Linked DNA regions of Mus musculus: regions 1, 3 and 4 are each linked to region 2. The links are chromatin loops, found by intact Hi-C in ENCODE. Cell type or tissue: gastrocnemius. All regions are shown on one strand. Region 1 has its middle 13 kb from the start of Gas7. Region 2 overlaps Gas7 (growth arrest specific 7). Region 3 has its middle 31 kb from the start of Gas7. Region 4 has its middle 49 kb from the start of Gas7.

Region 1 (8,000 bases), 74 kb before region 2:
CATATAGTCCTAAAAAATTTTAACACATATAGATTCATATAGCTACCCCAATAGCCAGGATGTAGAAACTCCATCACTTCCAAAATGTCCCTCCTGAAAGCTTCAGGCCAGCCTAGTCTATATATCAAATTCTAGGTCAGCCAAGGCTACATAGTAAGATCTTACCTATTTTTTTTTCTTTCTGCATGCCTTTTTCATACATACCTCCACCATCTAAAGCCCTGGCACCTTCCCCAACCTCTTGGCTTTATCTGAGAATGTCACATGAATGGAACAGCACACTGTGTGACCTTTGACCCAGCTTCTTAGCATGTGGAGACTGTGTTCAGTCAGCATGAGGCCTATGGTTGAGATGCAAAAAAGGTCTGGGGTTCCACTGTTTCTTTCAAAGGCAAGACCAAAGCAACTCCCATTAGCCTCCAGTACGGTTCCTGGTACTCTGTAACCTGCATCAACCCTTGGAACCAACAATCTTCTTTATTCAAGCCTTTCCAGATCACACTTGACTTCAGAATGAGTCTCAAAAAGTCTCAGAGACCTGTCAAGGCACCGGCTTCACCTAGGACCCTTCTATCTGGAGGCGGTATGCATTCTCAGTGGTTGGGCGGCTTAAACGGTGGGAGGTCATCCCATGACCCATGCTTGAAGTGTAGGAACCAAGAACTTCTGTGTTTCAGTGGGGCTTCCGTTATGTCCAAGAGGAATATTAAACAAGAGGGAAAGATACACATCCCAGAATCAGGGGTAGAAGGCTGTAGGTTGCTCCCCTCTACTATGTACACACTTAATATTTTAAACTGGAGGTTCCAGGGGATAGAGTATCTTGACAAATGTCATTCAGCTGGCAGGTGGCCTCTTGATTCTGCTTAAGGCAGACAGCGGCAGAAGGGCACCTTTGTTTCTAGAAGCATCCTGAGTAATAACACACAGGCTTCTTCTCTATGGAGCTTAATGGACTGAGAATTTGCAGTCTGATATACCTGGGCGAGATACTTAAGCAGCCTCGCTGCTTGGCTTCAGGTCTGTCTGTCTACCCCAGGTGGGAGCTGGCTTTAGGAAGGAACCTGTGCAGCCAGCAAGGCCTCAGCTGACACCAGAGTGGGTGACTTAATGGAGAAGGAGATTCCTAAGAACAGAATTCTTCTCTGGAGGCTGTCCCACCCCTCTCGAGGGAAGGAGCCCAGCTGTCCTGGAAGGCTGTGGACATGCTTTTCCGATTGCAGAATACTTCTCTTTCATTTTGAATATCATTTGTTTGGTTGCCATGGCAACGTCAAAGGCTCTATTTTAATGCTAACCTGCGTGGTTGCAACTTTCTATATATAAATGCTGCTTTGCACACTGAATTAGCGGATGCCACGGGGAAATCGTGGCTATGGGGACTGTGGCAGAAAATGACCAGCCTGTCAGATGTGTATGAGGACCGACTGCTGGATTGAGGTGAGTGGGAATCCTGGCACTTCTTCAGTCATTCTTCAAACAGATGCCCCAGGCTAGGAGGAGCAGGTACAGCTGCTGACCGGAGCTAGGAGTGGACTCTGTTTCGGATGGACTTTGGTGATTCTCTGCTTTCTCTGGTCCTTATGACTTTAGGAAGTCTGGGTTGCACGGTGACCAAGGTTCCAAAACGCAAAGGAAGTCACTCAGATAGGATAGGTACCTGAGATGGAAGTGTTACTGGCTTCTATGGATTTATTTCCATTCTCTGATTTGAATCTTCTTTTTATTTCTTCATTCCATCATGTGGCCAGTCTTTCGAGGCTCTCACTGGTGCGGTGGAGTACTCAGGGGAAGCCTGAAAAGATTGTTGGGAAGCAACTGGTATCATTCCCCCATTTGAGAGAATAGAGAGGTGACATGTTCCGGCACAGGTCACACAGCAAGTGGGGCAGGAAAGTCGGAGTTCTGTGCGGACCCTCTGATTCTTCAGAGTCACATTGTGAGCTTTCTGCCCTGAGGTCAGGGCAGCGTATGGAGCGCACACATCAGTCAGGGGAGCTGCAAAAGGGAAATACAGTCAGGAATATGCCTTTCTCTGCTCGACTTGGGGAAACATAATGAGCACACGGTTGTATAATGAGATCCAGAAGACAGCCTTTGAGACAAGGCATGAAGTTCAAGTGCAGAAAACTTGTATTTATATGGATTCATGCACTTTCTACGTGGGACAGTTTTGCCATGGACAAATTTTTCTGAGGCTTCATTTCCCTAGGGACACACAGAAAGTGTTGAACATCTTCCCATGGCTTTTCAGTGAGTTGGGTCACAGTAGGGGTGACCCCATGGAGGACAGAGCTAGGATGTAATTGGGATGTGTGACGGGTCTGAGGACAGCATGCTTTGCAAACCTCAGGCATCCACAAGTGTCAGGCTGCAATCCTATTCTCCAGTAGCTGACATGGGAGGATACTGGCTGAGCCAGAGCTCTCCTTGGATCTCCTCTCTCTTTAGTATGATGCAGCACACAGGGCAGTGGCACGGCTAGAGTATCGCCTTTTGGTGCCCTGTCCCATAATATCAGACACAAGCAAATATCTCAAAGGTCTAGGTCTGAAGACATCGATCCCATTCGTTCCGTTGCTTTGTGTGAGATTGGCTCTCATTTTGCTCAGGCTGCTCTTATACTCTAGAACTTAAGTGATCTTCCTGCCTCAGCCCACTGAATACATGGAAGAGCTTCCGTTGCTTTGTGTGAGATTGGCTCTCATTTTGCTCAGGCTGCTCTTATACTCTAGAACTTAAGTGATCTTCCTGCCTTAGCCCACTGAATACATGGAAGAGCTTCAGGTGCATGCTACTGCACCCTGCCTGCAATCTCACCCCTATATTCCCTTCCCATCTCCCTCCTCCTTTCCCTCCCTGTATCTCCCTTCCCCTCTCTCCCCCTTTCTTTCTTACAGTATTTCAAAATATAAGTCAGACTGGAATCTACATTTCTCCTGTCTCTGTCTCCCAAGTGCTGGTCACAGTCCTGATGAGGTCACTACCCCACCTAGCTCTCAAGGAAAATAATTCAATAAAGGGAGATTGTATCTGGGGATCAGTGAATCTTGAGCCTTGAGTCCCAAGCCACATGTTGCCTGTTAGTCAGTGTCTAGCCTGAAAAACAAAATGTCCTTGTACTTGTGCATAGCAAGAGTCAGTGTATATTTTAGTTCATGAAGGGAAATATGAATTTTTTGTCACTTAGCACTTTCAAAAGAAACAAAAGTTTGGATGCTGCTGGCCTTAAGTGGAAGAGTGACCAAAATGAGCCCAGGATCCCTCCAAAATGGCTGTGGATTCCCTTTCCAGTGAAACTCTGGCTCCCCAGGAGGGAGAAGGGCAAGCTTGGGTAGGATCCATGTGCAGCACCATTTGGAGAAGCCTGTGTAGAAGCACAAACAGGGTCAAGCTGCCCAGCTGGGAGATGGCTGGTCTGGTGATAGGAATATAGTTGTCTGTTCTCTTAGCCCTGCAAGCAAGAATAATAACACCTGCAGTGCCCAGGTCCCCCAGGGCTGCTCCAGACAATATCCTCAGGCAAGATACCTTGTGACCCAAGCCCGTGGAGATTTCTGTCACTGATACTCTAGACCCTGGAACACTCATCCTGTGTCCTTAAGGCCTGCAGGAGACAATTCCCCATTCCTCCTGGGAGAGTCCAATCCAACCTCCCTCCCGTTAGACTTATGTCCCCCAGTGCTGGCTTTCTCTTTCCCCTCATGTGACTTTCTGGTCTTATGGTGACTGTCATATTTCATGCATCTGCCCTCACACAGGCTGCTATGCCAGGCTAGTACACCTATCCTATTTTGGCATCCTCACACACCTACCTTGCTGAAAGCAGGACAGATCTTCCAGGGTCTCTTTGGCCCAAGAAAATGTGTCTGTGCTTCCCACAGGGGAAAGGTTAGACCAGGCTTGGGAGCAAGACTCAGGGCTGGGCAGGAAGCTGGTCACATATGTGCAGTTCTTAGAAACTGCCCCACTGATAGCCCAGAAACTAGCATTCAGCTGCACCCACTAGGATCAGTGGTAAGAGGTCCTGCATGGGCAGCCTGAGGAAAGTGGTACTCAGCTCTTTAAAACCAAAAGCATATCTTCAAATGACAGGGTATGCAGATGGCCAACAGATAAAAGCAGCAAGCACAGCTGGTGGCCAGTGGGCAAAATCAAGGGCAGAATAGTGAGATTTACTACTTTATTGTAATTTTGATTTTTGTTTCCCATCACACACACATATATACACACACACACAGAGAGAGAGAGAGAGAGAGAGAGAGAGAGAGAGAGAGAGAGAGAGAGAGAGAGAGAGAGTGTTTCTTTTAAATACTTTTGAGCTGGTCACCAACATCTTAAAATCAGCACTTCTCACACACAAAAATTCAGAATTTCAGCTTCTCTCTCAAAACTGAGAGAGCACACTGCGGTTACACCCAGCCTGCTGTCCAGTGGGGCTCTGACATGCGGCAGCTGACTCTATCTCCAGTGTGCTTTCCAATTTGCCTCAAGTTCCCACCACCTCTGCCGATAACCATTCTTGAGGCCAGTATGTATAGTCTTATATTTCACACACATATCCACAGCAAGGATTGATGGCACCTGTCCATAATGGGACTGTGCAGTTGACTGCAGTTGCCCCTTGGAGGCCAGAAGAGGGTGTCAGATCCCAAGGAGCATGAGTTACAAGTATTTGTGGGCCGCCTAATGTGGGTTCGAGGAATGGAACTCAAATCCTCTGCAAGAGCAGTATGTGCTCTTAACGGCTGAGCCATCCAGCCAGCCCCTCAATCCCTTTTTGGATGACAACAGAGTGAGGATTCCACACTTCTACCTGTAGATTCATTGATGTAATGCTGCTGGATGTCTTAGTCTGCTTTGTGTCTCTCTGATACAGCAGAGAGTAAGTAAGTTACAAAGACTAGAAATGTACTTGATACATAGTTGTGGGTTGGGGGAATCCAAAACCATGGCAGTACCTTCTGTTTCGAGACTTCTTAGGGCGTCCTCCCATAGCAGAAGGCAGAAAGGCAATATCTCTAAGAGTGATACATATGAAGAGGCCAGCCCTGTTTTGTTAACAAGCGGTAACTAACCCACTCCTGATAGCAACATTAATCTATTCCTGAAGGCTGGGCCCTCACAACCTAATTAGCACTTAAAGGTCCCAACTCTCAACATTCTTGTGTTGGGTATTAAATCTCTAATATGAAAACTCTTAGGAGTATATTCCAACTTAAAAAACAAACAAACAACAACAACAAAAACCAAACACAATTGGCATCTCCAGCTTACCTTAAAGACAGTTACTTGGGTGCCTTCCCATAGGCCCAGCAGTGTGTAGCCCTAGTAACACAGCTAGAGAACCATGTCTCATTCTGAAGGACCAGGTGGGATTATCAGGCTGATCAAGGGTAGCCAAGCATTCAGAGGAGCTGGAAGGTCTTTAGATGAAAATATGATAGTATTTTTTGTAAAGTTGGGGGGTTGCAAGACAGGATTTCCTTGTATAGTCCTGGCCGTTCTGGACTTATCTCTGTAGACCAGGCTGGCTTCAAACTTATAGAGATCTGTGTTGCCTCTTCCTTCCTAAGTGCTGGGACGAAAGGTGTGCACCACCTCTGCCTCGTACTCTGTCAGCTCTTTATAACATCTAGGCAAGCATCAACCACAGGTTGATTTTAAGTCTCATACTGGAAAATCAGATAAGATTTCACAATCACCAGCCATCTCTCTGGCTAAGGGCTTTGATTGCTTCAGTAGACAGTCTATGTGAGCCTTTCCCAATGGTGTACCCAAGGCCCTTGAGAAGTTTGCCTCCCAGACACCAATGGCCTTGTCTCCCCGGCCCATTTCTTTTCTGTGTGCTTTGGAGAACTGGGGTGGGGATTAAGTATCTAAAAGCCCTCCCGTTGTAAATAGACTGTCACATGGGCACTGCAGTCTCCACCTTCTAGATTATTAGAATTTTTTCTTTCTCGTCTACCCTTGTTTTTGGTACACAGGCCATTCCAGGAAAAAAAATGAGGTCAACATGCCAGATAAGTTGACAAGTATTGTTCAGAGTCTGGAAAGAAGAAGCCTATTTATCTTGCCTGCTGCCCCCTGCCTCCTACCCTGCTTCCCCCCCCCCCATACACATAGGGCTTCATGTAGTCCATCCTCGCCTGTGAACTAGGGATCAACTTGAACTTCTTGTTCTGTCTGTCCCTACCTCCTGAGTGCTGGGACTACATGGATATCACTATGCTTTACCATGCCCAGTTTATGAGCTCTAAGAATTAAGCCTAAGTCTTCATGTCTACGCAGGCATTCCGTCCGCCCAGCTCCATCTCAGGCTCATGCATTTCTCATGCACATCCGTGTTTGGAGACCAATTTGAATAGAACACTTTTTGTGCCAGGAAGTGGCAGACAAGTGCTCATCCCAGGTCACTCAAACCAGAGGAACAATGACTGGAGAAGTTAAGCAGGGTGGAGCACACCTCCCAGGAGACAGTCCCCTTCTAGGCTTGCAGAATTCAGTGCAGAGGGGAGGAGGCTACCCTGATTAGAGAGTTAGTGTGGGAGCCTAGTCTCTAGCTGCCTCTGCCTCTGCCTCTGCCTCTTGCTTTGGTCAATGAGTAGAAGCTACCGGTTAGAGCTCCTTGTTGTCAGGTCCCAAGCAAAACTGCTTGCAACCACTTAGCACTCAGTGGCCTTCTGGGAGTCCGGGTTCACCCCTGGATGCTGGTAAGAGTTCTTTGTGGTGAGAATGTATATGCTGTTATTTTCTTACTTACCCACTTAACAATCCACTTCCCCCTGCTGCTTCCCCTCTCCCCAGTTAACAAGGCTCCTACTAGCAGTCACCATTGCCTTCCCTGGGTCAAGTGGATAATGAGGGAGCTGGCTGCCTGGCTTCCTCTTCAAACTAGGGTGTTTACCTTGGGAGGTAGCAGAGGTTCAATACATAGACTCAGAGGCAGCCTTGAGTGAGGAGGAATCAACACTAGGTCAGGAGACAGAACACCAAGTTGAAAGCACACTGTGAAATGAAAATAAGAAGCAATTCCCCTAAGGTTTCTATAGGAGTCAAATAAGCTAGTATATGTCAAGTTTCCTGGCCTCTAACAGTGCAGCAGCTAGCGGCAACAAACATAGGATCTCATGGCAAAGTACAGGCGGTAGAATTGATTGAAGATATCCAAGGGGGGAAAATGGGAGATGGGGAACTTTGATTCCTGCATCCCTTCATTCATTCTGTCGCCTTGGAGAAAAATGCCTGCATGGGTCATTTCAGGAAGGGTGGTAGGGCCTTGCATAATAGTCTATAGGTCCTGGAATGGTCTGTGCATACCTTGTGCTGGAAATCTCTGTCTTCCGGTTGTCTTGTCTGGCTAGAGCTTTGAGTCTTGGTGCTGAAAAATAGTTGGATGAGGATTTGCAAAAGGAAAAAATCAAGAGGGCTCAGCCCAACAGCTGTTTGGGATGTCCCTGTACCCACGAGAGTCAGATGCTGATGTGCCGCTGAATTCCAGTCTTGTCATTTCTGTGTCTTTCCTCCTGCTCCTTCTGTCAGCCTGCTCAGTGTCAGGAAGGTTGGGCAGTATTGCTCTGGGGCATTCCACATAGCCTGTTGGGTTGGTCTGGATAGCACCATGAAGCGAGCCTCAGTTCCCTCATCTGATGGAAGCTCGCATGGGTTCATCCAGAGACCTAACAGGTGGTGGGAAGCATTGCAAAGCAAATCCTTTTCTGTCAGAGTTTCTGCCCTCTGACTGAATCTGAAACTTCTCGAGGACAGAGAGATTTACTATTCATAGTCCAGGACGGCCTCAGACTCATGACCTTAGGGTCTCAGCTTTCTGAGTGCTGGGTCTACCCTGTGCCACCATGCTGGCTTGTTTTCTCATTATTATGTGCTGGGGAGAAAAAGACAGTTTCACATGGGGTTTTCTAAGCTTATGCTATTAGTAGAATGTGATTGGAACGCTAGTGTTTGTTTTTTCTGTGATTTGCTGGAGAGCGGGAGCTGGG
Region 2 (8,000 bases):
AAAATCATTTTTGTGACAGGGTCTTATGTAACCTAGGTTGCCCCTAGTTTTTGATCCTCCTGCCTCCAGCTCCCAAGGGCTGGGATCACAGGCATGCACCACCACTCCCAGCTGGGAATTTATTTTAAAATTGACAAACTGCTGTTTCGTGTGACATCATGAGATGGGTGTCCAGAGCATGGGACCACAGAGCAAGCTCATCAGATTGAGTCAAGGGTCGTGGTGGACCCACTGAAATGTCCATCGTTTTCCTTATCTGCAAGATGCTACATCTAAGTGTGTGTGTGTGTGTGTGTGTGTGTGTGTGTGTGTGTGTGAGAGAGAGAGAGAGAGAGAGAGAGAGAGAGAGAGAGAGAGAGATCGAGACCATGTATGTATTGAGGTGTTCTCCTCACAGAGTATTAAGAAGAGCTTCTTAAGGAAGCCTCCATTTTATGCCCTGTCATACTTTCTTTGGTATCAACATTGCCAGCCTACAGGGATAGCTGATGGTGATGGTGATGACTGATGACCATGGTGTTAATATTGCTGAGGGAAAGACCCTGAGCTCTGTGAGTGCCATCAGCTAAGGTATGACACCCACTCCAATGCAGCCAAGGCTGTTGAGTTTGGAAACTTAGTAAGTTGTCCTCTCAGAGGACCAAGCATTGGTTGGACTCAGGCTCAGTAAACTGTGGTGGAGACCTTGAGGCTCTGCGAGAGACAGGTCTTTGAAGTCTCCTACCTCTCATGAGCGGGGTGCATTCCCAGCCAGCACCCAGATGCCAGTGGTGCTGCTACTGGAGACCATGTCTGGAGAGTGGGGATCAAGGCTTAGTTAACGCTACGCAGAGCTGCCATTGAACAACAGCAAAGCCATGCTGCCTCCCCAGCACCATGAGGAAGGACACTGGAAACAGCTCCCCATTCTTTCCTTCCCACTGGAATGTGACTGCCCTGGTGGTCAGGAGTACTGTGAAGCTCCCACTCAGCCATTTAAAGCATGCTTGCTGCCGGGGCAGCTTAGAATCCGGAAGCTGATTTATCAGAGTGCTGTATGCCTTGGACAGAGGAATGTCTCCTATTGTATCTGTTCTTGGAATATACTCAGGGATTCTGACTTACATGTAAGGTCATTCATACAAGCATGATTTGTACCTCCAGAACAATGGACTGATCTAACCATCCAACAACAAAGGGTGGGTAAAATGCCTTCCAGTGCTGGGCATCTAGCCAGTTGGTGATATTACATACACAGCCATTAAAAAAGCATCCTCCCGAAGAAAATGTAATGACTAAGAAAATGCTTCTAACTTAAATCACATGGGAGAGCTGAAGATAGGGCCCAAGGGTTAAGAGTATACTGTTCTTCCCGAGGATGTGAGTTTGTAAGACCCCCGAAGCTGGGCCTCCGCTCAAGTCCCGGGATGAGCTGGCCAGCACCCCAGTGACCCGAGAGAAAACCACACCTGATGCAAACTGCAAGAGGTTTTATTATCAGCTAGCCATGCAGGGCAGGGGAGTTCGACCCCAAGTGGTGACAGTTGGGGGCTTTTAACAGCTAGCTGAGGAATTGGGAGGAGTTGGGAGGAGAGTTGGAAGGAGTTGGGAAGAGGTGGGAGGAGTCGGGAGGAAAGTTCTTCTCTTCCAGGTGTCCTTGGTGAAATTTACAAGGCAGGAGTGGGGAGTGAGTTCTTTCTGAATTTTTATCTCTGTGTCCTCGGCACAGGAAGGCAGGCATCCCTGGTTGTAAAGTATAGAAACAAAAAGGCTTTTTGCTGGCTATAGAGAACAAAGAGTTTCTTTCTGGCTGTATTTTTAGAGATCAGGGAAGACAAGCTTGGGGAACGTCCAGGGGCTTTACCTTCCTGGGAGAAACACTTTAAGCTGGGGTCTCACAAGTTCAATTCCAAGCACCCACATCAGGCAGCTCACAACAGCCAGAACTCTAGCTCCAAGGGATGACACCCTCTGCTCACTTCCATGAACACCTGTACTCATGCATGTGTGTGTGTGTGTGTGTGTGTGTGTGAGAGAGAGAGAGAGAGAGAGAGAGAGAGAGAGAGAGAGAGCATCCACAGGTATGAGCATCCATTTATGTGTGTGTATGCATGTGTGTGCAATGTGTGTGTGCATGTGTTTGCATGTGTTTGTGCTTGCGTGTATATGTGTGTGTATGCATGTGTGTGTGTGCGTGTGTGCAAATATAGGGTATTCAGTTTTATTTAGAAGAAAGAAAGCTGTGTTTATGAGAAGAAAGATGACCAGATCATCTGTGGTGACCTAGCTGCACCTCAGACTGAGTTTCTGCATTGGAGACATTTGGTGGCATCTCTGATTTTGAGTGTTACCACCAAAGAGGGGATGTTGGTGCATGTGGAAGATGCAAGGGATGTCACCCACTGTTGTGCAATGCAGAATGGCTCCTACAACAAGGAATTACCTAGTTTGAAAATATGAATCTCGTTAAGGTTGTAAAAGCATGATCAGAGACTGAAAGTAATTTTACTTTCTTCAAGTTTTCTAAAAATCAACACATTTCACTTTCTATAAAAGACAGATATACTTTTTTATTTAAGAAAATAGGATGCGGCTGCTGGAGAGATAGCTTAGGCTATGAAGTGCTGATTGCACAAGCCTGAGGCCCCGGGTCCAATTTCCAGCCCCCACATAGAAGTCAGGCCATGGTGGTGATCTGTAGTCCCAGAGCTGGGGAAGTGGAGACAGGAGGATCAGCGGGCTACACTGGTCAGCCAGCGTAGTGCCCGTGGTGAACTCTAGGGCAATGGCAGACGCTGTCTCGGGAATGAAGAAGAGAGTGATTGGGACTGACCTCTGCCACACCTTGTGTGTGCTCACATATATGCGTGTGCATAGATATATCACACACACACACACATACACACACACACAACTCCACACATACTACACACACACACCACACATATCATACCACACACACACACCCCACACACACAACACCACACACACTACACATACACACACACACAACACCACACACACTACACACATATTACACACCACATACACACACACATACACACCACACATACACACCACATATCACATACCACACACACACACATCACACATACCACACATATACACTATATACATATACCACACACCATACATACCACGTACATACACCACACATACCACATATATACACCACATACATACACCACACACACCACATAAAAACACTACACACACACCACACACATATACACACCACATATACACCACATACATAAAACACTATACATGCACATACCACACACAGATGCTACACACCACATACATACATACATCATACACACATACACATACATACATGTACACATGCATGCACACAAACCAATACACGCACATGAACACACATAGTTGATAAGGGATGTGTGGTACTGGGTTTCCAGGGAAGGCCAGCTCTGAGCCCCAGGTTGGTAGACAGTGGCTACAACACACAGGCAGGTTAGCATAACATTCGTTTTGGATGATAACCCTGAAGTAAGACCTCCTCAGAGAAACAAAAGTCAACAGTGTGGTACGTGGCAAAGGTAAATCTGCATCTGCCCGCTGCATCCGGAACTGTAAAGTAGATCCGTTAGGATTCTTTCAGGCTATGAACAGACAACATTTGAAGAGGAAGCCGCTGGTTTTTAAGCCCAGTGTGTGAACTGCTGAGGCTAATTATCAAAAGTGCTCTACCAGCTAACCATGAATAGGTTGAGAGAGTCTCCCTTAAAAGGCAGCAGGGCCCAGGCAATGCCTGAGCACACACAGCATTCTTCAATACACAGGGAGATTTACTCTCCATCCCGGGCTGCCAATCATAACTCACGATTGTTCTTGATAATATCTTAAGACTGAGACGTGGCTCAGCGGCGGAGTAATTACCTAGTGTGTTCAAGGCTCAGGGTTTGGTCACTAGCATGTGTGTGCCTGTGAACAATGATTAAATATGAGTGAATGAAGGGCCACGTAACCATCGAAGAGGTGGGATTTGAGGCCACAATGGCCAAGCCCAGATTTGCGAAGAGCCTTATTGATTTCGCTCTCTTTGAGAGGGCAAATGGGAAGGCATACAGGTAGCAGGAAGGGGCAGGCACACCTAATGTCCCTATCAGACTGAGCGTCCTGCTTTTTCCATTGCCCAGTCTTTTGAGAGCTGGGTGGATGGGCACTGGTGGTGGTGGTCTGGTGCCTCCCAGTGGAAAACTTCAGTACTGCAGACATCAAGGCGGCTGCTGCCTGTGTCCTGGATAAAGGGCACCTTCCTGGTTGGGAGATAGCCCGGGAGTCAAAGGCCAATAGCCTTAGAAGAAACAGATCTTAGATTGCACCTTCTCTTCCTGCCCACCATTACTTGGGCTTTTTTGTAATCCATCCTTCCATCAGTCTGGCTTCCTGACTACCCCAAAAGACACAAAAGGAAAGATGGGACACTGGGGCTCCTACAGAGTGTGTTGAAGAAGGTAGTTTAAGTGGAGAAAGAGCTGAGAGGCTGTGTCTCTGCAGTTCCTCCCCAGGCCCCTGGCTTTAGTAACGCACACCCAATCATCGTGTATTTAGGTCTTTGCTAGGCTCTGAGGTATGGAAAGGCTCAGCCCTAGCTGGGGAGGACAATGGGTAAACAGTTGTTTAATTGTATCAGTGGTAAGAACTCTCGGGAGGCAGAGGATTTCTGAGTTCAAGGCCAGCCTGGTCCACAGAGTGAGTTCCAGGAAAGCCAGGGCTATCCAGAGAAACCCTGTCTCGAAAAACCAAAAAAAAAAAAAAAAGATGCTAGGCTGGAGGAGTGGAAGAGGCTACACAGAGGGTTGGTTAACAAAAAGATGGGGGGGGGGGGCTAGTGAACAGTCTTCCAGGGCACAGCATGTAGATGCCTAGAGGCAAGAAGGAGGGTGAAGCTTTCCAAGAACCCACAGACATCAAGTGTGTGTCATGCTGTGACTTACTGAATTGGCAGGTGTGGGAGGGCAAAAGATGCGGCAGGAGGGGTCTGCATGGCCCATCACAAGGAGCCCGGTTTTGTGCCAACAGCGCTGGGAACTGAAGAGGGTTTTTCCTATTCCTCTAGGATTCAAGAGATCCCTGGGGAGGGGCTGCTCGCCTGCGTGTCATGGAGTTGCTCACAGCTTAGCCAGTAGTGTGTGTTCTTTGTGGCAGCAGAGATGCTGGGATACAGCCAGGATGTGGGAGTAGCAGTTCAGCCAAACGGGAGGAGAACTAGGCAAGCAGTACACAGATCAGGAGGAGCATGGAGTCTCTGCTCCAAGGATAGCCTGGGCTATGTAGTGAGCTCTGGATCCAGAAGGAAAAAAAAATTCTCCAGAATTATATGCAAAGGGCAAAATGTAAACGTGTCTGTTGTAGGACTGTGTCAACTTACAAAAGTCAAGGGCTTTCTGTGACAGGGACCCACGGACCTAGCATCTCATTTCAGTGAGCGCTGGCATTAGGCCAGTGTTGGTTCATGAATGGTCTCATCCTGCCTCGACATCCCCACCTGTACCTACAGCAAAACTCCTGACTTATGGATCTAAATCAGTGGTTCCCAACCTGTGGGTTGTGACCCTCGGAAAGTACATATTTCCAATGGTCTTGGGAACCCCCAAACACACATTTATTTTTGTTGCTACTTCATAACTGTAACTTTGGTACTGAGCACTGCCTCAGCTCCTAAGACCATAGGTTACTAATGCCCTAAATATAAGTATTTCTAATTGTAAACCAAGTGGAAAAGGTATCAGAGTACCATTACAGTACCCCAAAAAAACACAAGTCCAATAATATTATCTATCATGTGCATTCTAGATTCTAATTCTTTAATGGTCCCCCAAATGCCTTTTATACCAGCTTTTCTCCCCAGGTCAAGAGCCATTCAAGTTTTTGATATGAAAACGTTGATTACTTTGCCTCTTTAGCCCTGTCTATCATTGTCTGTCCGTCCACCTCTCTCTCTCTCTCTCTCTCTCTCTCTCTCTCTCTCTCTCTCTCTCTCCTTCCTTTGTCTGTCTGACTGTCTATCTACCTCATCATCTCATGTGTTGAGATGCAACTAATTATTATACACTTCCATCATTTAAAATACAGTCTGGGACTACAGCTCAGTAGGTTATAAGGGGAGTGATCAACATCCAATCCCCAGGAAGCAAAGAGAGGGAGGGGGAGGGAGGGAAGAGGGAAGTGGGGGTGGTGCTCACCAAGCATTCTTGGTTGTTTTTAGAGTGCTCCTTGTGTGCATCTTGCATCACAATGGATTGTAGAGAATTCACATCCCTCTAGGCCTCCCCCAAAGCCATGGGCTGCTACTAGCCTACTTTCTGACTCCAGACTTTTTTTTTAAATGGTGCTTTATCTACAAGCAGGTCGGCTCTATGCAGTTCTTACTGGCTGACTGCTTTCTCTCCGATGTTTTTGATGTCTCTGTTGAGTGTGCTCAACTTTGATTCCCACTGCTGACTTGTATACCAGGAGCCGGGCGCTTTTGTCACCTTGTCTGCTCCAGTCTCTTTGTCTAGGCTGATGCCCCATGGCTTTTCTTTTGCCTGCCCTCACACTGACTTCTAGCTTGTTTTGAAGACTCCAGGTCGTTCCTTGTCTTGTAGGCCAACCTACATTCTTAGTCTGTTTGCTTTCTCATGCTTGGACCTAGGCTTGTCGTTTGACAGGCGTTCTGTATGGGGTGAGCTGGCTGCTTGCTGGCTGTTGCATCTCCAGGGAGGCACACAGTCGCAGGTCTGCCCCCTGTTGGGGAGGCCCTGGGTCACTGTAATAACTACAGATTTTTTTCATTTGTTTCCCTTTCTGATGGATGGGTAGCCCAGGGGACACCAGTGTGACACTGTGACTGTCCTGCCTCCTGACCATAACCACTCTGTGCCTTGAGTATCAGTGAGGATCACAACCGAAGTCCCTTTGACACTGGGATTTCCGAGTGGTAAACTCTATGTAGATTGTCATGGGTATCCTCCCGGAATGGTGTGTTCCCTCTGACCGCTGTGGAGTGACTCCCTTGTGGTCATTATTACTATTGAGCTCAGGCGGTCCCCCATGAGGACTATGGGGGTCATCTTAGACCAGTTCCTTTGACCTTTTGTCATATTTCCATCAGTATTTGAGTTCTCTTGCACCTGCTGGTACAGAAAGGACTCTGACGCTCTGTCTTTGGAATTAGCTGTTTCTAGGACTCTGCATTCCTATCGGTGAAGAGTAACAAACAACCCCCCCCCCCCCAGCAGAGGGTGACTCCTCTAGGGTTTCTTGCCTTCTGGTCCTTTATACCCACGGTAGCAACAGCAGCCATAGATAGACTCCGGCCAACGCCACTGGTCCCCTTCCTGCCCACCACCAATCCTGGGCTACATCAGGCACACAAGGAGAGTAACAGTGTAATATTGGTCCCTGACGGGGAGACTTGCAAAGAAGAGAATCTAACCCTGAGGCAGGTCTGCCCCTTTCTTGGCAGGTATGGGCTTGGTCAGTGTCTCTGTGTGGAAGAACCACAGAGAGACTCTTGTTCCCGCTCCTTCTTGATAGCTGCCACCCAGGGCTCTTGTTGTGCATCCTCTGCTTGTCGTCTGTACTGGGCACTTCTAGTGAATGTCCCTGAAGGGCAATGGTAGCTTGGAAGGGTACAGGCCAGGCCAGCTGGATACAGCGGTGGATTAGAAATACATATAGAAGATATTGTTGGTCACAAGCTTGAGGTCGGTCCACAGCATGTCAGGGTGGCAGAGGAGTTACTACAAGCACAGGTGACTGGATAAAGTGACTGAAAGCTGGTCAGGTCAGTGTGCCTCCAGTGAAGTCTCCAGCCAGCCGCTCAGGCCTGGGACTGACTGGAGCAGTGTAAGAACGGTCCATTTTACAGATGGAAAACCTGAGGTTCCAAGAAGTCAGTTCCACGGCCTTCATCTCAAAGTTAGTCATCCCTGAAATGGATGCTCCTCGAGACTACTTTTCAGCAAGAGAGCTAAGGATGGGAGTTTTCT
Region 3 (8,000 bases), 93 kb before region 2:
GACAGCCATCCCTCAGTACCACAGGGAACTGGTTGGGCTCCCCCAGGGTTCTAACATCCGATAATGCTCCAGTCCCTTAAACAAAACAGTATCATATCTTCATATAACTTAGGCACATCCGCCAGTCTAGTCTAAACCACCCAGGGAATATTTACAGAGAATGTAGCATAAGTGCTACATAAATCATTGTGGCACTGTAGCGTTCAGGGAATAATTACCAAAGTCTACGTGTTCAATACAAATGCAACTTATTTCCTGAATGTTTTCAGCCCTCTTCTGGCTGAGTCCTGAGTGACTTGCTCATGTCAGATGCTTTCCCAAGTTCTCATTTGCAGTCATTTTTACCTCTTCTGTTCCTACCTGTCTCCCAGGTCACTTTTTTGCCTAAAGATTACATTTGTCTGTTCTCGAATTTCATAGAAATGGGTCATGTAATTGAGTTTAGAGTCTTTTGTACTAGATGATGTCTAAAATTGATTCTGAGAATTTCCTATTGTTGGTAATTTTTTTTTAATTCTAAGTAGAGTCCCATTAGTTGAATTTACTTCAGACTGGTTATGTTTGCCAATTGATGAATACTTAGGTTCTTTATAGATTTTAGCTATTATGAATAAATCCTCTATGGACGTTTGTGTACCCGTCTATCAGACAGAGTTGAGCTCCTCTTCCACAAATACCTTGGCATGTGACTGCTAATGACACAGTAAGTATAAAAAGTTAACTTTGTGAGAAATGGCGAAAATGGTTTTGAAGAGTATCTGCCCTCCCCCACTCAATGTGCTGGACACATGTGGCCAAATAAAAACTTTTACTTATGATACCTTCTCACCCACGCTAAGACAGATTCCCCCCACCCCCAGCTCATTTTAGTGAATTTGGACTTGCGTTGTCCTAAAGATGGATGATGCTGGACATTTTCCATGCAATCAGCACCTTTTCTGGATGCAGCGGGTTGCTAGCCCTGCCAAATGCCATTCAGAAATAATGCAGGAGTTGGCATCAAAGACCCCTGCTGCTCCTCCTGCTCTGTTCCATTTCTCCCTCGTTCTCCTGGACGTGACCACTGTTCTGTGGTCGATACGCCTTTTCCATGAGTGTTTTCAATTCTCATTAGCATGTATACATTCAAAACAATATTAAGCAATGTCATGTGTGTTTTGAAGCCTCCATGAAATCTTCCATTCTGTGTTTATACTTTTGTGATTTGCCCCCTTTCCCCATTCTGGGCTTTATCCGTGTTGATACAAGTAGACCTAGTTTGTTTTACCCACTGCAGAGTTCTCCAACAGGCACCTTCCTATCGGTGGGCCTTTGAATGTTTATCCTACACTAGTCTCCTCGTAGACTCCTGTGCCCATACCTCTGGGGCTGGTACCTAGAAGGAGCATGTCCTTTGGAGATGTACATCTGGACTTTGCTAGATAGTGCCAAGCCGTTTCAGAGAGGTTCCAAAAATATATGCTGCCACCCATGGAGCGCCAGCGTTTCCACTTCCCTAGCCAAGCTCATCAGGCTGGTTTCTGCCATCTGATGGCTGGCAGAGCTGCACGATGGGATTGCCTTAGTTACATTTGCCTGTCCTTCATTGCTAATAAGGTTGGGGACGCTTCATATGCCGCTACCTCAAGTATATGTTCCCTCCCCTCAGCCTCCCATACCCACACAGCCCAACTTACCTATCATGCTAGCTTTCAATTCTTGCTTTATCAAGCATTCTCCACTGTGGTGTTTTTGCCATGAAAATTTCCACTGTAATAGAACCAAGTTTACTCACCTACACTTTTTGCTTTTTATGTCCTTTCTTCTCCCTAGATCATATTATGGTACATATTTTTACAAAAAAAAGTCAGTGTTTGGTATGTGACAGATCTTGGATCTCTGTGTAATTTCTTGGATGGTTGTTTGCCACATGGCATAGACATAATCGTATTCACACTCGTTTCCTGATTAAGTAAGAATGTTTGATCTGAGGTGCATGGCTTTAATCCCAACACTTGGGAGACAGAGGCAGGCAGATCTCTGTGAATTCAAGCTAGCCTGGTCTACAGAGCGAGTGTCAGGACAGCCAGGGCTTCCTAAACAGACCCCTGCCTCAATAACAGACAAACAAAAAAAAAACAAAGACTATCATTCCTTTATTACTGAAAAACATTTCTTCTCTCTTCATGGATATAGTTCTTTGGGGGAAATTGGGTACTGGGGATTGAACTGAGGCTTTGTAGGCAAATGTTCCACTACTGAGCCCTACCCCAGGCCCTTCTCACTGATGTGACAGGCACTTTGCTGTATTTCTCACATATCTGTGGTGTACTCCTGAGCTTGGTGTTCTGCCTGGAGGGGTGGGGCTGTTTGCATGCCAACTGCTCCTTGTTTTCATTATCACGGTGTTATTAGAATTCTCTGAAGGAACAGGTCCCCAATTCTTCTCAGTTGTTTCTGGGTAGTCATGACCCCCACTCTTTCCACTGAATTCTAGGACTAGATCCTTGTTCTAGGGACACGTTTTGTGATAGACGTTGAATTGGTATTGTGATAGAAGCTGTATTTTGCTTGTTTGTTTATTTTTGAGACCATCTTGTTGAGACCATCTAGCTGGCCCGCAATTTACTGTGTATACCCTGCCAGCTTTAACTTGTGGGTGAGCTTACCTGCTTCTGCCTCCTGAGAATGTACACTGTCATACCTGACTGGCACTGTGTTCCCTGATTTCATTGGCCTGATGGTTAAGCTTGATTGCAAGGCATCCTTAGGCCTGTCTGTGAGGGCATCTCCAGAGGAAGCTGGCATGTAGGAGAGCAACTGAGGAGAAAGATGGCCCCGACTGTGGGGCGGTGCCATCTAATGTGTTGAGGGCCCAGGTGCAATGAAAGAGAAACACCAGGAGGGCCATTGAACACGGGTGTTGTCTTCCTCTTCTTCCTGGCTGCCTGCAATGGGAACTGCCTTGCTCTGCCCTGCCACACCTTCCTACCATGATAGACTGAAACTCAAACTGAGCAAATAGGTCCTTCCCTTAAACTCTCTCACTCAGTTTTTTTAAAACTAAGTTTTTAAAATGACCATAGTGCATTTCATTGTGACTTTTTTGTATATGTAGATTTCTCCCTTATATTTCATTCTTATTCACTCTGTGTGTGTGTGTGTGTGTGTGTGTGTGTGTGTGTGTGTGTGTGCGTGTGTCTGTGTGTCTGTGTGTGTGTATAAATGCACACATTTGATCTGCATATATAGCTCATGTATGCATCACATGAGCTATGTGAAGGGAAGTTTAAGCTGCAGCAGAGACCCCAAGATGTCGGTGATGTGAGTAATGTGGGGGTGTCTGCCAAGGAAAGCTGCCAGCTCCAAAGCGAAGCCATGTGGGCTGTTCCAGGCAAAGCTGTGTGGTTGGATCTGAGTGAACCTGATGGACAGAGCTCATCTCATGTCACCCTGCACTGGATGCTCAACATGGACTCCCAGACGTTACTGTTCATCCTGTAGGTTCCAGCCTAGCCTTGGTCCGGTCCTTCCTTGATGATATCCGCTTCCCTTTTTAGAATGGGATCATCTTCTCCGTGCCACTGTTTAAGGGTGCAACTATTTTATTTTATTTTATGTTACAGGCACTTACCATTAGTAATTTGCCTTAAGTCTCACAGGAAACTTTGAACTTGGCTTTTGTCCAATGCTAGAATTTGAGGCTATGGGGACTCAGGGAGATGAACTGAATGCATTTTGCATGAGATTGGACGTGAGGTTTTTAAGGCCCTGGGACAGAATACTATGGTTTGAATATGAAATACCCCCCACAGGTTTGTTGTTAAAGGCTTACTCTCTGGTCAACAGTACTATTTTGGGAATTTCTGCAAACTTTAGGAAGGGAGGCCTATCTGGAGGTAGTCAGTCACAGAGGGATATCTTGGGAGCTGTATCTTACCCTGTCAATACCTCCTGTCTGCTTCCCATTCACCAAGAGTTGAGTAGTCTTAGCTACACACTTATAGAAGTTTAGACATGGCCTTTCCTATCATCACGTACACCTTCCCCAGGTATAATCCCGTTCACTACTGGTAGGCAGCATGATGGTGATGTTTGGTTATAGCAGAGTCTGGTGAATTTTCACTGTAGAGGGATCCTCTTGTAACTGGATTTCTTCTGGGCCTCTGCTCCTTTGATTTAAAAAACAAAGCAAACAAAATCCAACAAAGAAGAGAAGAATAAATAACGATGAGCACATCTGGGGGAGTTCCTTCTGTCCCTTGTTCCTTCCCAGATGTTTCAGCCCACCTTTCAATTTTTCCCAGGCACTGCCAGCCCATGTCAGTCTTTACCAGGGCTGGTCTGAATGACAGCTGTCATCTTGAGATATTCCTCTGAACTGTCCCCCAGTTTTCTTTGCTTCTCTGTCTTGTTTTGGGGGTCACACCTCTTCTGTTTCCTTGGTTTTCTGCCATTTTAAAAGCATTGCTCCGCTGTAGATTTCTTCAAAGGAAACGCATCTGTTCTGAACCTGCAACCGTGGACAGTTCCTAAACGCCATATTTCAATCTGAGCTCTGGATACCCCCGAGACAGGAGCTCTAGACTCCTTCCTGACACCGGGGGAGGGCAGGTCACTGGCTTCCAGGGTTAGAAGGGGTCTTACCTCCACATGATCCATGCCTGTGAGCCTTCCATGGCCTTTCTGAGTTTTCATATTTAAAAACAAGCTCATTTCTCTCGTCCTCCCCTGCAGTGTACAGGGTTCCGCTTTCTCCTCCTCATCCCACTTGTGTTCTGCCATCTAATGCTTTATGTATTCTATAACATTGTCAACTCTTGTCTTATCTTATTTTCCTCTTTGTGGCTGTGTATCTAATTCTTTTCAAGTCCTTCTAATTGAGTTTCAGGAAAACACAGAACTAGACAATCTGCTTCCATTCAAGCATTTGAACCCTAAGTATTTATTATGTCTTTTGATTGTTGCTGGTTCATAGGAACGCTGATAGTTTCTATTAATACACCCTGAACTGCCCCATTACTTCTGACTGTTTGCATGATTTCTGGGATCTTGGAGGCAGACAATTATATTGCAGGGGGATGTCAGCAGTCTCTCCCTTTGTAATCTTTTTTATTTCGTATTTCTGTTTTTCTCGGTTGTTTCTATACAGTATTTAAAAATCGATGGTCATGAATAGCCTTTTTATTCTTGATTTTAACAGAAAAGCACCTAGTGTTTTCCATTAAGTGTGAAGTATATTGTGGTTATGATTTATGAGTCCAAAGAAATTCCCTTCTGTTCCTAACCTGTGGGGAGCTTTCATCTCATAGGGGTACTGACTCCTTCTGCCAGATCCGGTGTTCATTCTGCATGTAGGTTAGTTAGCTTGTGCATGTGCCTACCCAGGGCAGGCAAGCTGTGAGACTTGGCAGCTACTGAAGGAGAATGGAGAGGGGAAGGGAATGGGCCATGCTGTCTGAGCCAGCGCAGAGGTCAGACTCACGGTGGACAAGGAGCCACTTGGTGGGGGAGGAAAGCCTTAAAGAAAGAGTAAGGAAGCCCAGAGTGTGGGGCAAAGTACACTTGAGAGAGAGAGAGAGAGAGAGAGAGAGAGAGAGAGAGAGAGAGAAGCAAAGAAGTCAGGCTACCCTGAATGATTTAGAAAGGCTGGCAGACTTACATAGTTACCAAGCTGTGTGTGGCCCATTAAGCTACTGGCCTAGTAGCAGGGATTCTGGGGCAAAAAATTACTGTCTCATTAAAGGACTTGCATTTTGTATTTATTGTGTTCTTGGATTTTAGCATGTATTTTAAAATGACTATTTGTATTTATTATTATTGTGTTGGGGGTAGGCGGTATGTGTATGCGTATGTGTTCTATGCGTGCCTGTGGAGGTCAGAGGACAACTTTGTGGAGTCAGTTCTTGCTCCATCTTTCCATGGGTTCCACCATTGAACTCTGGCTCTCAGGCTTGTACAGCAAGCACCGGTAGCTGCTGAGACATCTCAGTGGCCCAGCCTGTGCATATTATTTTTATAATCCTTTAATGTGTTGAGTTTGATGAGTTTTCTGATGTTTTCACACTTCTGCGTGTCTAGAATTTGCTAGTGCTTATTTCAAATTTTTACACTTAACATGCTAAGTGGGGTTAGGAGGCAGGCTTTTAAATTTCTTCTCCCGTGTTATTTTCCTTTGAAGTTGTCTAAAGTTGCTGTCGGGTGTTATAAATGGAGTTGAATGTTTTCGTCTTGATTTCTGGGCAAGACTGTTCGCCATTGTCTGTTCCTTAAACATTTGTGAAAACTTAACAGGAAAACAACACAGGACTATTAAGGTTTTCAACTTAGATATTTGACCCCTGGATCAATTCCTTTGAAGGTTATCGATTTTTTGCAGGGTTTCTATTTTCTCTTGAGTCAATTTGGATGTTTTTATTTTTCTGGAAAGTCATCAACAGTAACACACTGACAGTTCTGGGACTTGTTGAAAAAAATAGCATCTGTACCCCATTCCTGCAATACCCAGAAAGTGGAGAAAGATCAAAGGCAAAGCATGCTGGGAATTTGTATTATTCCGAAGGAAAAAAAAGAGCTATTGATTAATACTGTGCTTGAAGTCAAGTGTCCATGTTTAAAATGTCAGTGTAACCACTTACATAATATAAATGGACTCTATAAATGCCAGGTTTGTGGAGGGAGATAGGAAATAAGATATAGTCAATATAACAAAGTTAAGGCAAGGCAGAAGGAACAGAATGCAGAGGAAAGTCTAGTTAGGAGGAAGCAGGTCTTTAGGGTGGCTCTTGGGCAGCAGCCCTTTGAAGAAGACCTGAATGGATGGATGTTCCCTTGGCACCCTATACTGAGTACTCATTGCACAAGTCCCTCATACACCTGTGACTACCCATCATGCACCTGTGACTACCCATCATGCACCTGTGACTACCCATCATGCATCTGTGACTACCCACCATGAATCTGTGACTACCCATTTGCTGTCTTTTCCTCCTGCAAGAAGGCACATCCCTTTACTGGGCCACTTGTCTGTGGGTTCTAGGCACCTGACACAGTAAATGTTTCAGTAAGCATGATGCATAAATATAAACAGACATGTCAATAATTTCCGAAATGCTGCTCGGCGAGGCTGACCTGCTCCAAGGAGGCAGTTGAATGTCTGGGTTGATCAATGAGTCAGGGATTGGGAGAAGTACACGCAGCCTTGAATTCAGCTGGGGAAGAGTGTCGGCATGAGACATCTCACTCAGAAGTGCCTCTGAGCCCTGCAGCTGTCTGTGTGGCTGTTACAAATTCTATCAGCACTTCTGATTGCATTGGTAGAATAGCCCATATGCTTGGCACTAGTGTTTCTCAAACATCAATGTGCTCATAGCTTACTTACTGTGTTGTACTTTTTAGAATGTAGATCTGGTGATAGAGGAGGCTGGAGGGGTCTGAACGTTACCTTTAGTAGAGGCTCAGTGGTGGCTCTCTGGCTGTGCTTTATACAACAGCTACAGGCTGTCATTTGTACTTCGAGTCTCCCCCTAGCACTCAGTGGGGGTTGGGGTGGGGAGAATAAGTTAAAATTTAAGTTTTTTGACTTCTAGGGTAGAGTATAACTAGCACCCAGACCTGCATTGGCCAGAGTAGGGTATCCCCTGTTTCTAAAACTTCATATTAGCAAGAATATGAGGCTTTCTCGAGCTCTGCCTGGGGCTGTGGGGTGGGACTCACTCCTCAGGTGGCTATACAGTGACCACCCCTTGTGAGTTTTCCTGTTTCTCAGGCTGAGCCACACAGCCTGTCAGGACACGTTGCATCCTGGGAAGCTCTGGGCTCTGCGATTCACATGCACTTGTCTTTGATCTCCGGCTCCCCCACACGTTATCCACACAATCAAAATCCCATTTCCTTGTCTCACTTCAACTCCCTCTAGCCTGCTGTCACTCTGGTCCCCAGGCAGGAATGCCGCCTTTTGTTTTTTATATCAACTGCCAGCTCTGGGAAGCCTTGCTTGGTACACTAGGGATGATGACACA
Region 4 (8,000 bases), 110 kb before region 2:
TGTCTGAGGACAGCAGGGACCGAAGGGTCTGATAGAACTTTCTGCAGTGATGAGAGTGTTCTCTAACTGCCTGGTGCCTTGTGCAGCTACTGGCCACACGTGACTGTGAGGTATTGGCAGGGTGGGCAGTAAGGCAGAGGAAACGATTCTTCTATTTTATTTGAGCTTGAAACAACTTAATTGTAACCGTTGGCAGCTGCACATGAACATTGGCCAGCACCTGGCGAGAAAGTCAGGGAAGCAAGAGATGAGGTCACTCCCCATTGCTTTGTGCATGATGCTAGATAATGTGAAGTTTAAAAGATTTACTTATTATTTTTATATTAAGTGTATGGGTGTTTTTTTTTCCTGTATGTTTGTATATGTTTCACATGCACGTCTGGTGCCAAGAAGGCCAGAAGAGGGCACTGGACTCCGTGGGTTTAGGATGGTTGTGAGTCACGGTGTGGGTGCTGGAGACCAGTGCTCTTAACTGCTGAGCTCTCTCTCCAGTCTCATAATATGAATTAAAAAAAAAAAGAGTTGTGCAAAGCCTTCAGATAGTTTTCTTTAGAGAGTTGGTATAATCTCATGTGTGTGTGTGTGTGTGTGTGTGTGTGTGTGTATGTGTGTGTGTGTGTGTGTATGTGTGACATTTGTTTAGTTGTTTGTTTGTTTATGGTGATGGGTCTACATTGTCCAGGCTGACCTTGAATTCCTGAGCTGAATTAATTCCTGATTTATACCCATTGATACTCATGTGTCACTCTGCATGGTGCTCTCATTCTCTTTGTCTCTCTGTCTCTCTGTCTCTCTGTCTCTCTCTCTCTGTGTATGTGTGTGTGCAAGTATGTGTGCATAGGTGTGTGTGTGCATGCACATGCATGGGCTTGTGTAGGCCAAAGGTCAACACTGGGTATCTTCCTCAGTCACTTGCAACCTGGACCTCACCAATTCAGCTGAACTGGCTAAGGCCCATACTCCAGGGATTTGTCTATCTCAGTCAGCCAGGGCTTGGGTGACAGCTGATTATCACTGCTAAGCTTTTGTGTGGGTTCTGTGTGTCTCAGGTTGACCTTGAACTTCTGATACTCCCTCTCCTACCTCCCAAGTGCTGCAATTACAAGTGTGGTCCACCATGGCTGATACATGGTAAGCGAGCCCTCTACCAACCGTGCCACAGTAAGCGAAGAGAACAAGTTTCTTGTTGGATTTGTTAGATTTCCCCTGAGCATCAATGTAGGGATGACAAAAAGCCAGGTAACCATGGGAAAGACTTGGGATTAGAGTTTAGGATCATCAGGGAATTGAAAAGGTGTTAAATTATGAGTCAGGGTCAGGTCACCAAAGAAAGTAAGTCTGTAGAAAAGGAGAAGAGAGGCCAGGGATACTATGACCATTAAGATTGAGCCTAGGGCAGCCGGGCAGTGGTGGTACACGCCTTTAATCCCAGAACTTGGGAGGCAGAGGCAGGCAGATTTTTGAGTTTGAGGCCAGCCTGGTCTACAGAAACCCTGTTTCGAAAAAAAAAAAAAAAAAAGATTGAGCCTAGAGGAAAGATCTAGAAAGACACTGTGGAGGCCAGAAGTCATGGTGTCCAATCTGAGGGGAACACTGAATGCTACTGACTGGTCCAGTCCATGACTGTAGGAAAAGCAAGTACCCTTTGGTTTTTGAGGACATGAAAGCCATTGGTGGCATAAAGGAGAGTTTTTGGGGACTCTGTAAGAGAGACTTGGAGATAAGGAAGTGGAAATTATGACTGGCTCATAATATTGTCAGTGAAAAATGTTTGCTATTGAAAAACTAAAGAATAAGGCAGGATCTGAAAGCTTGGTGGTGACAGGTAGACTGTTTTGAAGTATGGGCGTTGTAGGCTGATTGGGAGAGCAGGTAGGGTGCTTTTGTTGGTAGACTGCATTTTCTTTCCCGGGATGTGTGTGTGCATGATGTGGGTAGGATGGAATTTGTGTGGGTGGTTAAGGAGCAGTCACTCCGATGATGGCTCCCGTCTTTGTAACTGAAGTGTGAGGCAACGCCATCATCAGAGAAATACGTGATTGTTTTTAAATACGGAAAACAAACCCACTGGGTGACCCTAATAGGGGACTGGGCTGATTGAACTAGTCTCCAACTTCAGTATGCAAATGCATCACTGGGGGATTGATTAACAGGCATTTCCTGAGGTGAGCCTGCTGAGCTCTGGACCCCACTCTGAGCATCAAGATTCCACAGTACTTCATCAATGGGGAAGCTTAGGAAGACATACCATTTCCCACCTGGAATTGACCATTTACCTCAGAACTTGCCCATTGCATTGACGTGTAGAGTGAGGAGAAATGCTGTCTATTTGAGATTGCGGCCTTCTAGTCACATGTCTCCTCTCAGACATAGCTGGGGAGCGTAAATGGAAAACACAACTGAAACAGAACAATAGCAAATAAATAAAACCTGGAGCCTGGATATTTCAATGGTAATTGAGATTCTGAATTAATTTAGTGTGGGTGGTGTTCTACTTTTTCAAAGCTCCCCTGGTCATTCTGATATTAACTCAAGCATGAGAAGCACCTGTGCAAAATACCAGGTCAAGGGAATGACCATGGGAGGAGGTTGCAAAGATGAGGTGGAGGCAGGGTTACCCAGTGATGTGTGGGCTCTGGTCTGTATAAACCATTTGAGTCACTCAAAATGAACAGTTGAAGGCCATTCGAGTTGCTTAATCTTTCATAGACCAACAAAAGAAATGCCAAGCCACTTGGCAAGAGCAGTGTGCCCTTTACAAACTTTGAAGTGACCTCATTGTACCCAAAGCCAGAGTTTCTTGGGACATCTGGTCTACCCTAAGTATACACTCCATGAGGGAAGGTGGTTACTCAGATGTTTCTGTCAGTACTGGTCTTCCTAGAAAGATTCAATAAAGGCTATCAGAAGTTGAAGCAACTTAAGCCACCCAACTGGGTCAAGAGCAAGAAGACTGAAAATACTGAGAGCCCTGCTTAGACAATAGGCCCATCCAGTTGTCAAAACTCATGATAGCCTAAAGGTCAAGAGTAAAGCATCCTTTCAGGAAATGTGAGGAGGAATCTGGGAGAGTCAGTGTGACAGTGCACAGAAGGTGTGGTGTATCTGCTGGCACTTGGCTCAGCAGCAAAAGCAAAAATGTGTGAGGTAGAGTGTTTAATTGGCTCTCATAAATGAAAAGCCAGCAGGTTTGTGTCTGGAGGCTTTGATGCTCATGGAGTTGTGTTATGTGACCTCACAGAACTCCCCCAGGGAAACCTGTCTCCTGGTGTTCATTTCTCTGTCTAGTTCCATTCCCTTGTTCTTGATGACTCCTTTCTAGTTACAGAAGCAGTGGACTGTCACATGAGAATAGGCCACAGGACGACCTTGACTTTGAACTTGCTCTTTGCAAACCCATCCTGAGGGACACTATTTACCATGCTGTGAGATGCTTGTATGGCAGGGAGCCAGGTTCCCTGCTATGCTTAGTTCTGTGATAAGCCAATGACTGTGCTTGAGACCAGAGTCCTCATGTGGGGCCTGTGAGAGAGTCTGAGTGAAGCTCAAGGTTTTAAAAAACTGGACCCAGGAAACCAGTGTCCAGAAACTAAAGCAAAACAATTATTATTTTAAAGGACCACATTTGGGGCCTATTTATTATGTAATAATAAATAACTACAGGAGAAGAAAAGTTTTCATCTCCAAGCTTTTTTTCTTGAGTATATGTGTTTGGTAGACTTGTACGTTCATTTCACATGTGTGTGAGTGTATGTGTACAAATGTACATGTGTACACATGTGTCTCTGGAGTTTAGAGATTGACATTGGGCATCTTCCTCAGGTACCCTCCCTCCACTTGAATTTTTGAGGCAAGGTCTCTTTGTGAACTCAGAGCTTCACCATTTGGATACTGGAGGTAGCCAGTTTGTTGTGGGACCCCCTGTCTCTTCCTCCCTAGTGCTGGGATTGCAGGTGACTGTAAGTCTGCTCAGCGTGGACATGGATTCTGGGGCTCCAAGTTCTGTTCACAATGCTTGTACAGCCGGTGATCCATCGACTGCACCATCTCTTCAGCCTGGCTTTACCTTCCTTGGCACCAGCTCCATTCTCTAGCTTAGTAACCTCTTCATAATGATTTCAGAGGTGACAGCAATATTTTTCAAAAAGGAAAATCACTCAGCAACTTTCAAATGATGAACAGCCCCCTTCTCTCACAGAATGAGAAAAAGACCGTGGGTAACACCCATTGAAAAAAATCAGCGTCCATTGACTCCAGAGAAAGGACTATGGGCACTCGTGAGATATGGTAGGGATGAAATCCTCGATTTTCAGCCATTAGTGGAATGAGATATGAGAGATCCATCTGGCCCTCAGTCAGAAAGAGGAAGTGGTGTGGTTAGCATAGCAGAAGTACATGGAGAAGTCTTGAGATATGGAGGCAGAAGCTTCAAGTTGACCAGTAGGAGCCAGTGTTTAACTGTGGGACACTACTTGAACACATATCCATACAAAGACATTAAGAAGGGAGAATGATGGCAAGGAAACCCAGGCAGGCAACTATTGACCATTCTTTTGGGTAGATAGCATTAGGCTTTAAGCTTCTGTGATAAGTAGGATAATAGCAAGTTGGGCTAGACATATCAACTACAAACAGTCAGTGTTGAAAGGAACCATAGTCATTGCTCATTTCAACTCCCTGTTAAATGTGAATAAATCCATCAAGTCTTTTTTTAACCCAAAGTTCCCATTTCCCTTTCCTAAGTCTTTAGAACTCTCCACATGGAAAGGAAGAGATGGATTTCACCTCTTTTATTTCCTGCCTCTCTTTTCATTCCTGGGTAGATGGAGAGAGAGAGAGACAGAATGAAGGAGTTGGTACTAAGGAGCTAGACAAAAGAGCTACAACATTTTTGAGATTCAGCAGGAAAATAGAGATGCCTGTCCCTTAACTGTACCCATTATATACCTTGAAGTGGGAAATGAAGGCTGACTTGGTCCCTCTGCATTTGGAAGTAATTTAACTTACTGTTTGAGGATGCATTAGGTTGGCAAGAGTGTAACTTTGGGAAGGTAGAATTTTCAGAGAGCACCAGGGACTGGTACACTGAAGTGGTGACCCAGGGCAACTAATCTTGCAAAGTGATGGGGATTTTGCTTCCTTTTACACGAAGGGCCCTGCCTGTAGATGTGTTAGCATTGTTCTGACTGGCTCTGCTCCACCTGGCATGAAGTTCTTTCCCATTGTACTACTTATCTCTGTCAATTGCATAGAGGGTCTTAAAAAGACGCATTTCACTCCTTACTTCAGAAATTCCAGTGCAAGGATAGGAAGCTGACCTCTGCCTCAGCCACGTCAGAACACTGGAAAGACATCTCTTAATACTGGAAAGACACCTCACATCTCTTAATACTGTGACCATCTTTAAGCTTTACACCAGCTAGTAGAAAGGTTTGCAAGTCCCTGCCTACGTGGAGTGTTTTCAGCTGAAGCTGCTTGCTTCAGCATTTATTCTGGGAGCCCAGGAGGGCCATATGGAACCCTTTCTTGAGATCCCTAGGAATGCACTCCAGCATGTATGCACTCCAGATCTGCACTGGGCCAGTGGACCCAGCTGTATTTGGTAAGCAAGGGCGTGGCTAAGAGAGGAGCTGGAAGGGTGTGTCTCTGCTCTTTGCACGTTCTGATGATTCACACAATCCTGCTGGCTGTTCCACAAAATGAGAAGATGGAACTTGGAGAAGGTCCTGGAACTGGTTAAAGTGAGTATCAGGCAGGTATTCCTCGCTCCCGTGCCCGTAGCCACCACTTTGTCTCTTGGGTCAGGATTTTAGTTATATTCAGAAGGCAGTGTCTGGTGCTGGGGCTGTGCCCAGCTTCCAAAGCCCTGAGCAGATCTACTGTTATGCCTAAGGTACAACCTTCCTCTGCCACCTCAGCCACTGGGATGAGAAGCTCTGGTTCACTATTAGCAAAGGAAGGATCCTTTCTGCTTGGTTCCTAGACCACCCTAGTCCTCCTCATCACTGCACTTTCTCCTGTGAGGCTCATTCTCTGTGGTGAGTGTAGAGTCAACATCTAGGCAAAAGTCACAGAATGAAGACAAAGGCAACCACACTTCTGCGTGGTTAGCTAAATCATCTCATCTGAGTTGAGGAAGCCACCTCGAGAGTTCTTCAGGATGATGCCAAGGGACTTCAAGTTGAATTTGAGTCCAGCCTGGACTACATAGAGTCTGTTTCGAGAAGCCAGCTGATTGATCAACCCAACAAATGATCAACTAAAGGACCAGCCAAAATAGCAACAAGAAGCAGGTTTTCACTTGGATGAAGAAAGGAAGGCAGGGACAGCATGAAGTGAATCCGCACAGCCAAGAGCCCAAGAGTTTGTTAGCACCCCGAGTCCTCTTAGAACAAAGAGGTCCCAATGTCTATTAAGTCCCACCCTTGGCTTATGGTCAGGAGCTGCCAGGGGTGCCCTGGTATGCTTGTCTGGAGATTCAAGAGAAGTCATGGGTTCAATTCAGTGCTGAGAGTTCTGAGCCTATGGGCTGGTAAACTTCTGAGAGACAAGTCCTTCTGGAAGGGAACTGGGGTATGGGGAGGAGAATGAGACAGGAGTGGGTTGTCTTGGACGCATACTGGCAGCCTGGAGTGGACACTTGTTCAGTGTCACCTAGCTGATGAGACACATCAAGTCTGTTCTGCTTGCCCTGGATTTCGGAGTTGAGCTGCCGGTACTGCATCCTCCAAGTTTCTCCTCCTTCTCTGTCTGGGGGGTGGAGTGAGGGGTGGATGTGTGAGGCCTGTACCTGGCAAGGCCCCCAGTGACTGAGAAGAGGGACAGGTACCTCTGATGTCCCATCTTTCTTCGATTTTCAGTTCACAAAATGCAAAACTGAGATAGCATCTCTTAGACCTACTATTCTACTTAGCCAGGGTAACACAGGGAGATGCCCGTCTACAGATGAATATAAGTGGTCTTTAGAAAAGTGCTCATTGAATGACTTCCTGTGATGGCTAGGTTGTTTGTTTGTTTGTTTGTTTGTTTGTTTTTGACAACTTGACACAAGCTTTAGTCATCTGAGAAGAGGGAACCTCAGTCAAGAAAAAGCCTTCATCAGATTGGCCTGTAGGTAAATCTGTAGAGTGTCTTCTGGATTAATGGTCAATATGGAAGATCTTGGCACACTGTGGGCTGTGCCAAACCTAGACAGCTGGTCCTGGGGTTGTATTTAAAAAAAAAAAAAAAACAAGCTAAGTGAGCCATGAAAAACAATCTGGAAAACAGTTTTTCCCCAGTATCCACTTGAATTCCTGCCTCCAGGTTCTTTCTGTGAGTTTCTGCTATGACTTTCCCCAATGTTGGACTCTAAACTATAAGCTGAAATAAATCCCCTAAGTTGGTTTTGGTAAGTGTTTTATAACAACAACAGATAGGCAAAGTAATACACAGTGTTGCACAGTAATACACAGATACTCTGAGTCTAAAGAGATGACCATCAGCTACTTGGTCTGCCATTGTTGTGTGCAGCTTTGCTGAGGGATATTTAACCAGGGTCGGGGGTATCTGGAATGTTTTAGGGGATCAAAAATTGGGGCAATAATAGAAACATCATAGAACAGAAGGTGTTGGTCCAGAAAGAAGTGTGGCATTCCCAGAGACTGGTGAGGGAAAGCAGCCCAGGCCCTGAGACCAGGAGGAGCAGGGGCACAGAGATGTCCAAGGGGGATTTGGAAAATCCCTGAAAACATGCTTTCATTGCCTTGTGCTGAGCATGGAACTCAGGGCCTTGTAGTTGGGGGCCCACATTCAGCTCTTGTTCTCTGTTTAGAAAATAGCCTTCTGTCTGGCTGAGAAGAGCTGGGGTGAAAGAAGGAAGGGAGGGCGGGAGGGAGGGAAGGAGGGAGGGAGGGAGGGAGGGAGGGAGGGAGGGAGGGAGGAAGGAAGGAAGGAAGGAAGGAAGGAAGGAAGGAAGGAAGGAAGGAAGGAAAGAAGGTGAAGCCTCTGGTGGGTTCTTC

The links. Peaks named below come from ENCODE experiments on the same cell type or tissue, not always from the same donor. Only the 100,000 strongest peaks of a DNase experiment are listed, where the experiment ranks them.
Region 1: a loop joins it to region 2, with 12 times the contacts of the local background. A loop is called at or near these places in 6 of 42 quality-filtered maps.
Region 3: a loop joins it to region 2, with 2.4 times the contacts of the local background. A loop is called at or near these places in 3 of 42 quality-filtered maps.
Region 4: it touches region 2 in a loop (2.3-fold over the local background); 19 of 42 quality-filtered maps call a loop at or near these places.

The regions. Positions count from the first base shown.
Region 1 is chr11:67,569,911-67,577,910 of GRCm38, forward strand. It overlaps a transcript of Gas7 not described here. Among named protein-coding and RNA genes, the nearest start is that of Gas7, 13 kb to the right of the region's middle. In gastrocnemius, a CTCF peak has its summit at 4,645 (motif pointing right); no DNase peak of the experiment used is centred here; H3K4me3 peaks cover 1,257 bases; H3K27ac peaks cover 5,582 bases.
Region 2 is chr11:67,643,751-67,651,750 of GRCm38, forward strand. The region is part of intron 4 of Gas7 (growth arrest specific 7); the gene reads left to right. Among named protein-coding and RNA genes, the nearest start is that of Rcvrn, 48 kb to the right of the region's middle. In gastrocnemius, CTCF peaks have their summits at 4,211 (motif pointing left) and 6,776 (motif pointing left); DNase peaks (open chromatin) are centred at 4,212, 5,064 and 5,442.
Region 3 is chr11:67,551,132-67,559,131 of GRCm38, forward strand. It overlaps a transcript of Gas7 not described here. Among named protein-coding and RNA genes, the nearest start is that of Gas7, 31 kb to the right of the region's middle. In gastrocnemius, no CTCF peak of the experiment used is centred here; DNase peaks (open chromatin) are centred at 1,477, 2,821, 3,347 and 5,393; H3K27ac peaks cover 614 bases.
Region 4 is chr11:67,533,167-67,541,166 of GRCm38, forward strand. It overlaps a transcript of Gas7 not described here. Among named protein-coding and RNA genes, the nearest start is that of Gas7, 49 kb to the right of the region's middle. In gastrocnemius, CTCF peaks have their summits at 402 (motif pointing right) and 4,444; no DNase peak of the experiment used is centred here; H3K27ac peaks cover 1,452 bases.